Regions from separate parts of the Mus musculus genome. Here region 1 is linked to region 2. The links are chromatin contacts, found by Hi-C or POLR2A ChIA-PET in ENCODE. All regions are on one chromosome and are shown on one strand. The core of a region is the stretch at or near the end of the contact, and the rest is flanking DNA. Distances in the headings are between cores, read along the strand shown. Region 1 holds the start of Med25 (mediator complex subunit 25). Region 2 holds the start of Akt1s1 (AKT1 substrate 1 (proline-rich)).

What was found. A loop is a pair of places that touch in the nucleus more often than their neighbours do. ChIA-PET counts read pairs that join two places held with the same protein, here RNA polymerase II (POLR2A).
Region 1: a loop to region 2 is called in a map of left cerebral cortex, with 7 times the contacts of the local background. The contact joins the promoter of Med25 here to the promoter of Akt1s1 in region 2. A Hi-C loop is called at or near these places in 7 of 37 maps with a recorded cell type or tissue (adrenal gland, heart, left cerebral cortex and 1 more). POLR2A ChIA-PET finds 5 or more read pairs at or near these places in 4 of 5 experiments (Patski and embryonic stem cell).

Annotation. Positions count from the first base shown.
Region 1 is chr7:44,889,407-44,894,038 of GRCm38, reverse strand. It overlaps Med25 (mediator complex subunit 25), which reads left to right and starts at 1,615. Exons shown (of 18, transcript NM_001331207.1): 1 at 1,615-1,808; 2 at 1,895-1,940; 3 at 2,132-2,256. The coding sequence starts at 1,675.
Region 2 is chr7:44,846,379-44,851,161 of GRCm38, reverse strand. It overlaps Akt1s1 (AKT1 substrate 1 (proline-rich)), which reads right to left and starts at 1,938. Exons shown (of 5, transcript NM_026270.4): 1 at 1,814-1,938. It overlaps Tbc1d17 (TBC1 domain family, member 17), which reads left to right and starts at 2,083. Exons shown (of 17, transcript NM_001042655.1): 1 at 2,083-2,313; 2 at 2,628-2,726; 3 at 2,821-2,892; 4 at 4,278-4,401. The coding sequence starts at 2,293. Mir707 (microRNA 707) reads right to left here and starts at 1,463; the gene lies at 1,391-1,463.

The sequences.
Region 1 (4,632 bases), core at 366-2,865, 43 kb before region 2:
TACTCTGTATATGGAAAAAACAGATTCGTAGAATAATTTTAAAATGTGTGCATGGTTGCACAGTCCCTTAAGGCCAGCCTGGCCTACTCTGATATCTCCTGCCAAATCCACAAATAAACAGATAGATAGACAGATAAATGAAACCTTAAAAATTCTATGCATGCTTTTAGTTCCAGCACTTGGCCGACAGAGACAAGAACATTTTTTGAGTTCACAGCCAACCTGTTTTACAGTGAGCTTCAGGACAGCTAGGGTTACACAGAAAAACTTTGTCTGAAAACAAAACAAAACAAAATTCAACGTGGAAAATTGTAGTTTTGGGGTTAGCATTGGGGTTAAAAAAGCTTGTTCACGCCAATGGTTGGGTGGCGTGTGCCATTAATCCCAGCACTCCAGAGGTAGGGGCAGGCAGATCTCTGAGTTCTGGGAGGCTCCACAAATTTACAGAGCAAGTTCCAGGACAGCCAAGGCTAACACAGAGAAAGCCTGCCTTGGGAGTGGAGGGTGGGGAAGAGATACCAAAAACCAAGGTCTGGGGCAATGTCTCAGTTGCTAACCTGCTTGCAAATGCAAGCAAGTGAGCCAAGTTTGGATGCCTGCCACCTACGTTTTGAAAAATCGCTTGTCTTTTTTTCTTTCTTTTTCTTTTTTTCTTATTTTGTTTTTCGAGACAGGGTTTCTCTGTGCAGCCCTGTCTGTCCTGGAACTCACTCTGTAGACTGATACTGCAACTCAGTCCCACTTGCATCTGCTCTGCACTGGAATTTAAGGCGTGCGCCATCGCGGCTTTGTATCTTTCTACATTAGTACGCTTTATTTAGTAAATTTCTGTCCACACATAAGTTTCCAGGTCATTTTATATTCACTTCGGCTTATGCTGTTAGCTACAATGCTGAGACTCAGTTTTCTCGACTATACCAGACATTACTATTGCACTGTTTATATATATATAGTATTATTATTTTCTTCTTTCTTTTTTTTCTTTTCTTTTTTTCTTTTCTTTCTTTCTCTTTTCTTTTTTTCTTTTTTAATAAGGAATGTATTTTCTTTGATTCTGTTTCTGGCTTCTTTCCCAGAAAACAGAGATTAGGTGTTGCCTAGCAACCTCCACTTAAATTGGAATTCCCTTCTTTCCCAGCAAAAACAACTGCTTCGCTTCCAAGTCCCGGGCAACTTTACAGTGTTGCCTAGCAACGTCGTTTCCAATGATGTGATTGGACCGCTCTCTTTCATCGGTTCCCGGTCAGAAAGAACAGAATTTATTAACTTAATCTCTGTGTGAGACCACAACGGATGGGTACGCGTTGCCTAGCAACCGGATTCCCGACCCTCCCTTTAGCCCGGAGTCGGAAACTAGATTTCGACTCCAAGATGGTGACCGGATGTGCCGTTTTTCGATTTATTTCGTGCTTGATGTTGTGCGCAAAAGTTTGCTCGATTTCAAGAGGCCCTTAAAGGGGCTCGTTGTGCCCATTCTGAGAGTTTCGTGTTGTTGGTATGCCCCAGGGTAGAGATAAAACCACGGCTCGCAAAATGCCCCGCACAAACATGGCCGTATCAGCATCAGCAGAAGCTGCCAGACGTCCGGCGGGGCTGCGCACACCGCGCAAGCGCACTTCTGTTCGTCCCGGGACGGCGACGGCGTCAGCGGCGCTGGCGTCGGCGGCGCGGGGCATGGTCCCCGGATCCGAAGGCCCGGCGCGGGCCGGGGGCCTGGTCGCCGATGTGGTGTTTGTGATCGAGGGGACAGCAAACCTGGGGCCGTACTTCGAGGAGCTCCGCAAGCACTACCTGCTGCCTGCCATAGAGTGAGTGAGCGAGACCTCTCGTCGCCTCCCGCCGCCCTAGCTAACCTAAAGCTCGTGCCGACCCCGCCTTTCCTCCGTCTTTGCAGGTACTTCAACGGGGGACCCCCTGCAGAGACGGACTTTGGGGGAGACGTGAGTGCGCGGCCGAGTCACGGGATGGAAGCCGGTAGACCCCTGTGTCTGAGGGAGGAAAGATGGGGTCCTTAGTCTTGGGTTTGAGAGAAGAAGGGCTCACAGCTTATTTCTAAAATGATCTGAAGTTGGGATGGCCTGTTCCTTGCCAAAGATCTCAGTTGTAAAGTTGTTCTGTCCTTTCTTCCCAGTATGGTGGAACCCAGTACAGCCTTGTGGTGTTCAACACCGTGGACTGCGCTCCAGAGTCCTATGTACAATGTCACGCACCTACCAGCAGTGCCTATGAGTTTGTCACCTGGCTCGATGGCATCAAGTGAGCTTTGCCTCCATTTGGGGCAGGATGGGTACCCCCAAGAAAGACTGTGGGCAGGGTGGCCTGTGATTGAATAGTGCCCCGCACTCAGCAGAACTCAGTGTGGGTCACCACAGTCCCTGTCTGAGTGTCCAGTTACCGTCAGCTTCTTCTTTCTTCCTCTTGTCTGTCTACTCCAGAGGAGTCTGCAGGATGGGTCTGGGCCCTGAGAGCTCCTTACGTGGTTGGGTCACAGTTTACAGTGTAGCCTTTTTTGTTTTTTTTTGTTTTTTTTCGAGACAGGGTTTCTCTGTGTAGCCCTGGCTGTCCTGGAACTCACTCTGTAGACCAGGCTGGCCTCGAACTCAGAAATCCACCTGCCTCTGCCTCCCAAGTGCTGGGATCAGAGGCATGGGCCACCACACCTGGCACAGTGTAGCCTTGAATTGCTGATCTGACTGCTTCTACTTTCTGGTTGCTGGGATTACAGACACCTGCCACCATGACCAGCTTGTAGAGCCAGGCAGCCTAGAGTCATGGCTTCTTCCCAGATAACTCTTTGACTGTCGGGTCCCAGGGTCCTTTGTGCTGCTCGTTTCGTATTTGTTCTCAGTGCTCTTGACTGTCTGTTGCTGTATAACGTTTCCCCACTCCCACCCCACTTTTAAGGATTTCAGAATGCACAGTTGCTCCTCATGAAGCCATCTGTATGTCAGGAACTCAGGAGGATAAGCCAGGCCGTGTGTGTTTGGTCAGGTCTCACAGGGCTGTGTTCATCCACTCTCTGGCATGCCTGAAAGAGCCACGGCCATGAGGCCGTGATGGCTATGATGGCTGTTCTGCGGCTGTGGACAGAGCCTTAGTTCCTTGCTGGCTCTTTGCCATCATGCCCTGGCATATAGCAGAGTGATGCCCAGATTGGCAGCTGGCTCTGCTCAGAGTGAATGAGTGAATCCAGGGGGCAAAGAGGAAGCCACCAGGCTTTTTTGATGACCAAGTGACAGTCCATCACTTTTGTCACCACTTGTTTGGTAGGTGAGTCTATCCTGGTCCAGATAAGAATGGGTGACCAGTGGGATCCCTGGGGACAGACCACCAGAGCCATGTAGGGTGCTGCCGCCCAGCACACAGTAAGCAGTGCGTGAGTGCCCAAAGTTACTGCTTGCCCTGTTCCTGGTCTTGGTTTGCAAATGAATAACAGTGTAGACTGGTGGGCATTGGAAGGGTTGAAGGGGCGCTGGGGCTAACCTCGCCATGTGGATTCCACAGGTGTGTTGTGGTCAAGGTTCATATAGCGGTGCTGATCTAGATCCTGTTTTGATGAAGCAGGTGTGTGTTGAATGTCTGCTTGTCTGCTGTGTTCCAGGTGTGTGTGTGTGTGTGTGTGTGTGTGTGTGTGACATGGTAGGTGGCATGGAAAGCTGACCTGTGCACTGCCCCACCCCCTCCCGGAAGTTGTTAGGATTAGAGTTAATGTAAAGCCAGCCTTCCCATCCTTGACATTGTTGACACTTTGCACTCACGGTTTTTTTTTTTTTTTTTTTTTTGGTTTTTCGAGACAGGGTTTCTCTGTATAGCCCTGGTTGTCCTGGAACTCACTTTGTAGACCAGGCTGGCCTCGAACTCAGAGATCCACCTGCCTCTGCCTCCTGAGTGCTGGGATTAAAGGCGTGCGCTACCACGCCCGGCTTGCACTCACGTTTTTAAAACAGATTTTTTTTTTTTTTAATTTAATGTGTACGAGGTTCTGTATATGCAACACTTGTGCCTGGTGCTCTTTGAGACCAAAAGAGGCCATCAGATCCTCTGGAATTGGAGTTACACAGTGCCATGGAGGTGTTGGGACTGCAGCCTGGATCCCCTGGAAGAGCAGCCAGTGCTCTGAACACTGATTCATTTCTAGGCCCTTAGTCTGGTTTAAACACCACACAGTCCTTTCCATCCTCCTGCCTCAGCCTCACCCATGTTAGGTTTGCTTGTTTGAGCTGCTATACCTAGCTTGGATTATATAAATCTTTTATTTTATTTTTTTAACCCACTCATCTCTCTGTCCCCTCATATCCACCCACAACACTTGCAACCTCCCTTCCAAAATAAAAAAACAAAACAAAACAAAACAGTGTTGATGATTTGTCTGCATGTATGTCTGTGTGAGGGTGCCGGACACTGTAACTGTCCGTAACGGACAGTTCTGAGCTGCCAGCTGCTCTGGAATCCGAGCAGCCAGTGCTCCTAACCAGGCAGCCATCTCTCCAGATCCCGAACTAGATAATTGTTTGTTGGGAGGCCTGTCCTAGGTGCTGAGCCATATCCTGACCCTGCGAGAATGTCCAACAGCCTTTCCCTGCTGCCTGCCAATGGCATCCCTAGAAAGTTATCTTCAGGCATTGTCAAGTG
Region 2 (4,783 bases), core at 689-3,188:
ACGACTCATATGTTGGACCAGAAGATGATCACCGTTCCTAAGCAACCCCTCACTTCCTCCATGAATCAGCAATGGACACCCCACTTTACAGCCTGAAGCTCTGAATCCAGGCTCTTGACTGTTATACTGGCAGAGCTGACCACTGAGAAGAGCAGTCTGTGTCTAGAGCCTTCTCTGCCAATACTGCGCTCCACCCTGCCTACCTCATTAGACTGCATCCCCCCATCCCATCTTTCCATGGAGAGGGAGAAAGCTGCAGTGCTTTGACACTACTGTCTGCTGGGCCTCAAAGTCCTACCTACAGCTTTAAAAGGCGCCCAGCAACTCCTACACACACCTTCCACCTCTCCTAGCTAATAAAGGAGGCTGGAAGTTTAGGATTATGGCTAAGGGCAAGAAAGTGACTGATCCAAGATGACACAGCTTCGGTCCTCACTTTCGTGAGGGCAAAGAGTGGCAAGTCTCAGCCTCTTTGCACGAGATCTCGGGGGCAGCCACAGCAGCAGTGTCACCGAGTGAATGACTTGTGAAGGCGGCTGGAATGAGGGCAACTTACTCCAACCTCCTAGGCCTATGGCCTCCTATGAGGCAAGACTCTGGGGCAAACCAGGAAGGGGGAGCTGTCCAGCGGGAAGGTGCAGGCCTCCCAGGACAGTTGTGAAGAGAGATAGAAAAGAAAACGGCCGCAGCACGGGACACGGTGCGGGACGTCCAAGAAGGATCCTACCACCGAAGTGAGGCCGCCGACCAGGGCTACACCACGCCCGCAGCCCAGAGAGGCCCCTGCTCTAGGAACACAACAGGAAATCCCGCCCCCGGTGGGGATCGGGACCGGAAGTCCCGCCCGGGGCGCCCCCTCACCCACCCGCGACCCCCAGCACACACAGCCGTATGGACATGGTTCACCGCCAGCGTGAGGGTTCCAGCCCGTCGGCACCCCCGCAGTGAAGCTCGTCTACACTTCGTCGCGAGTCAGACACATGGGGTTGAGCGTGAGCTCTTTCAGCAGTCGGCCAGGAGTCGCAGGACGATCACTGCCCCCCTGACCTATGCAGTCCATACCCTTCCCACGGGGGCTCGCCCTCCCACTGCCCCTCAACCTCAGGAAGGCCAGACCCTCCCCAAACCCCAGCTCACAACGCCGCCTCCACTCACGTGCCCGTAGCCAGCATGGCCGGCCAGGCGCCGTCGCCGCCCTCAAAAGGCATGGCGGCTTCTTGCGTCATTTCCGTGTGGCTGCCCCTCCTCCATTGTGTACACTCCCCCTCCCTTATCCTGCATGCCTCAAATCAAAATAGCAACTAGAAGCTCCGTCGGCAAGCCGTGGGCAAGAGCGACAGCAAGGGTGCCCACGGATGGAAAATACGGCAAAAGACTTTTGCTACTGTTTCGAATTGCCCGCAACAACTATGACCGCATGCCCATGCTCACACAAGCGTAGGCAAGCGGCATGACTGCATGCCCATGCTCACACGCAAGCGGCATGACGTCCCTCGTTCGTATTCAACGTCTGCTCCCGTCCCGACGTGGCAGTTAGTATGGCTTCATATGCCTATAAAGCATATGGACACTTCCTTCCGTCCACACTAGACCCCCTCCTCTAGGCCCTCGCTCGTTCCCTTTAACACAAAGCTGGCAAAGATTCAATATGGCAGCGTTTCTTGCTTCGGTTTGCCCAGTTTCAAGATGGTGGTGCAGTCCTCTTTCCACGGTGACTCAGAAATTTGGGGCAGCTTCGTTTCCAGGAGCACTGACGGCTTCACCCTTTATCCCGAGCCCCTCAGCGCCTCTGGTGCCATACCGCTTCTCTCACCTTTTCCTCTCTCCGTTTCGCTTTTCCAGCACCCCGCCGTCGTGCCCCGCAAAGAGATGGTAGTGCCCCGCATTAACATGGCTTCCACCAAGCCGCTCTGGTTTGTCCTCGAGAAAAACGGCACAGTATTGGCTTCGATGCCAGTATAAAATATGGAGAGGGCCAAGGAGGCGTTCCCGAGCGATCACGAGTTGGGCTGCGAGCATGGGTCCTCCTACTTGTTTACTTCGTGGCGAGAGTGGCGCAGTGCGCCTGCGCCGTCCCGCTGACCCTTGCCAACTTTGCGTTCTACACCTCGTGACCTATGTCTTCGAGTTTCTACTACCCTGTTCAAACAGATGGTCTCACCCACTGCAGCCTTAACAACCTCGGGGACGCTACCACTATCTAGCCTGGAAGGGAGCGTTATTTTTCCGGATATGACACCAAGTTGACCCGGAAAAGGAGGAGATAGGGGCAGTGGAACCTCCGCGGCGGCAATGGAAGGATCCAGCTACAGGGTAAGACTTTGGAAATCATTCCCTCGCTCATCTACAGGAGACGCCCCCCACTGATGGTCCGCTTCCACCTTCTGCTGTGCAGGGATTAGGCCGAGTCAACTTAGCAAGCACCAGCTTCTAGTTACGATGCTGTTGTCACTCTCCGCAGTCCTTAGGGAGAGCCTCCCTTAGCCCCGCCCCCTGGAAAACGCACGCCCATCTGGGGTGCGAGGCGGGACTGTAGACTCGCCACGCCCCATCTCCGCTTGTCAGTCAGGGGCTCTAGACCCCGCCCCTGGGGAAAACGCCTCCCTTAGACCCTTGGCTTTCACTAGGTGGTGTTTGAAAAGGGAGGCGTGTACCTGCACACCAGCGCCCGGAAACACCAGGATCCAGACTCGCTCATCGCCGGCGTCATACGAGTGGTGGAAAAGGTGGGCCGGGATGGAGGTGACATGTGTGGGAACTTCGAATTGAGGGATGAGGGGCATTCGGGTGACTCTACTAAGTCCTCCCCATGTCCCTCAGGACAGCGACGTCTTTCTGCACTGGGCTCCGGTGGAGGAGGCTGGAGACCCAACCCAGATTCTCTTCAAGAAGGTAGGCGACTCGCTCCTCTTCCCCACTCTAGTGGAAGGCAGGGAGTACTCGGGAACCTGTGAGCCTGTTTGCTTTCTGAAATGACCTAATGCCATATCCTTTTGGCTCCTTAGGGGACCCTGCTGGGTTCAGACTTCTCAAGGGGTGTGGCCTAGTTTTGGTCTGAGGCAGCTTTCTTTCCTCTCTGTTTGCTTTACGTTTATTTATTACATTTATTTATTGTGTGTGTGCATTCACATGCCACGGTGTGGGTGTGTGGAGGTCAGAGGATAACCTGTGGTAGCAGGTTCTCTCCTTCCACCGAGTGGGCTCCAGGGTTGAACCCAGGTTGCCGGTTTTGGCAGCAAGTCCAGAACCCTCTCACTAAGCGCAAAGATTTAGATTGTGTGGGGTGTGGAGGGGGTGTGAATGTGTGAGCATGTGTGTGCACTACCTGTGAGTGCATGCAGAAGACAGCACTGCAGACACATGCTGGAGCTTTGGATGGTATGTGGGGACTGGGATCTGAACTCTGGTCTCTGGGACTGTACAGTAAGCCTTGCTAACTACTACACTATCTTTCTGGCCATAGATGACTTATTTGCTTATTTGTGTGTGTTCTACTCGGAGGGGTCATTCATTTCTCCTTGTGGGTTCTCTGGACTGAACTTAGGCCATCTGTCTTACCCATTGAGCCTATGTCTGGCCCTGCTCAACAGTATCCCCTGTCTGTCCATCATCAGTGCCCCCTGTAGACTCACAGCTAGTTACAATGACAATGGCTACCACTTGAAGCTCTTTATTCAGTTACAGTGAAAAGTCAGAAGGACACAGAGGAATCTTGACAAGAACACAGAAAGGGCTGAGAGCAGGGGTGTGAGTCTGTTCTTTTCTTTTTTCTTTCTTTTTTTTAATAAAGGGTTATTTTTTCTTTCTTTTTTTTAATAAAGGGTTATTTTTTTTAAAGATTTATTTATTATATTTATATGAGTACACTGTCACTGTCTTCAGACACACCAGAATAGGGCTTTAGATGCCCATTACAGATGGTTGTGAGCCACCATGTGGTTGCTAGAAACTGAACTCAGGACCTCTGGAAGAGCAGTCAGTGCTCTTAACCGCTGGGCCATCTCTCCAGCCCTGAGCCTGTCCTTTCTCATTGAAGTCAGGACTGACTGTTGGTCTTGTGACTGCAGGTGGTCTCTGTGCACTTACCTGTGTAGCAGCTGTCTCCTGACTCCATAAGCGTAGGGTTGTAGCCTGGCTTTCTGCCAGCCACCATGAAGCTGTCTCCCTCCCGCCTCATTCCCTCCTTGTCCTGCAGCTCGCTTTCCCACTGGGCTCTCAGGCTGCAGGCTGGAAACCCTGAGACCGCAGGTCCTCATTCTGTTATTTCTTCTTCCCAGGACCCGAGTCGGGGTGAGCCCAGCACCTCAGAGGAGGAACCTACCTTTGACCCAGGCTATGAACCTGACTGGGCTGTCATTAGCACGGTGCGGCCACAGCCCCACCTGGCAGAGCCCAGGAAAGGTAGGTGGAACTGTTCCATGGTGGTCTAGGGGACCACATTTTTGCCCTTCATGATCATGGTTCCAATGGCTTCCTTGCCCATAGTCAAGGTGGCATCTAGATGCTTCCTTTCTGGCCTAGGAAAGAATGGCTTGGCTCTGGACATTTCCAATGAGTTATTCTCCTAGGGGTTTCCAGGTTTGTGGGTTGTGGAAGGGCTGACAAGCAGCTAACCACAGGGTAATTTCTTTATTTTTTCTTCTTTTTTTTAAAGACATGGTCTTACTCTGTAGCCTCTTTTGTAGTCTTAGCTGGCCTTGAACTCAGAGATCTGCCTGCCTCTTCCTGGCAAGTACTGGGCTAAAGGGTGAGGGTCACCATGTTCAGCTTCTCAAACCTTTTG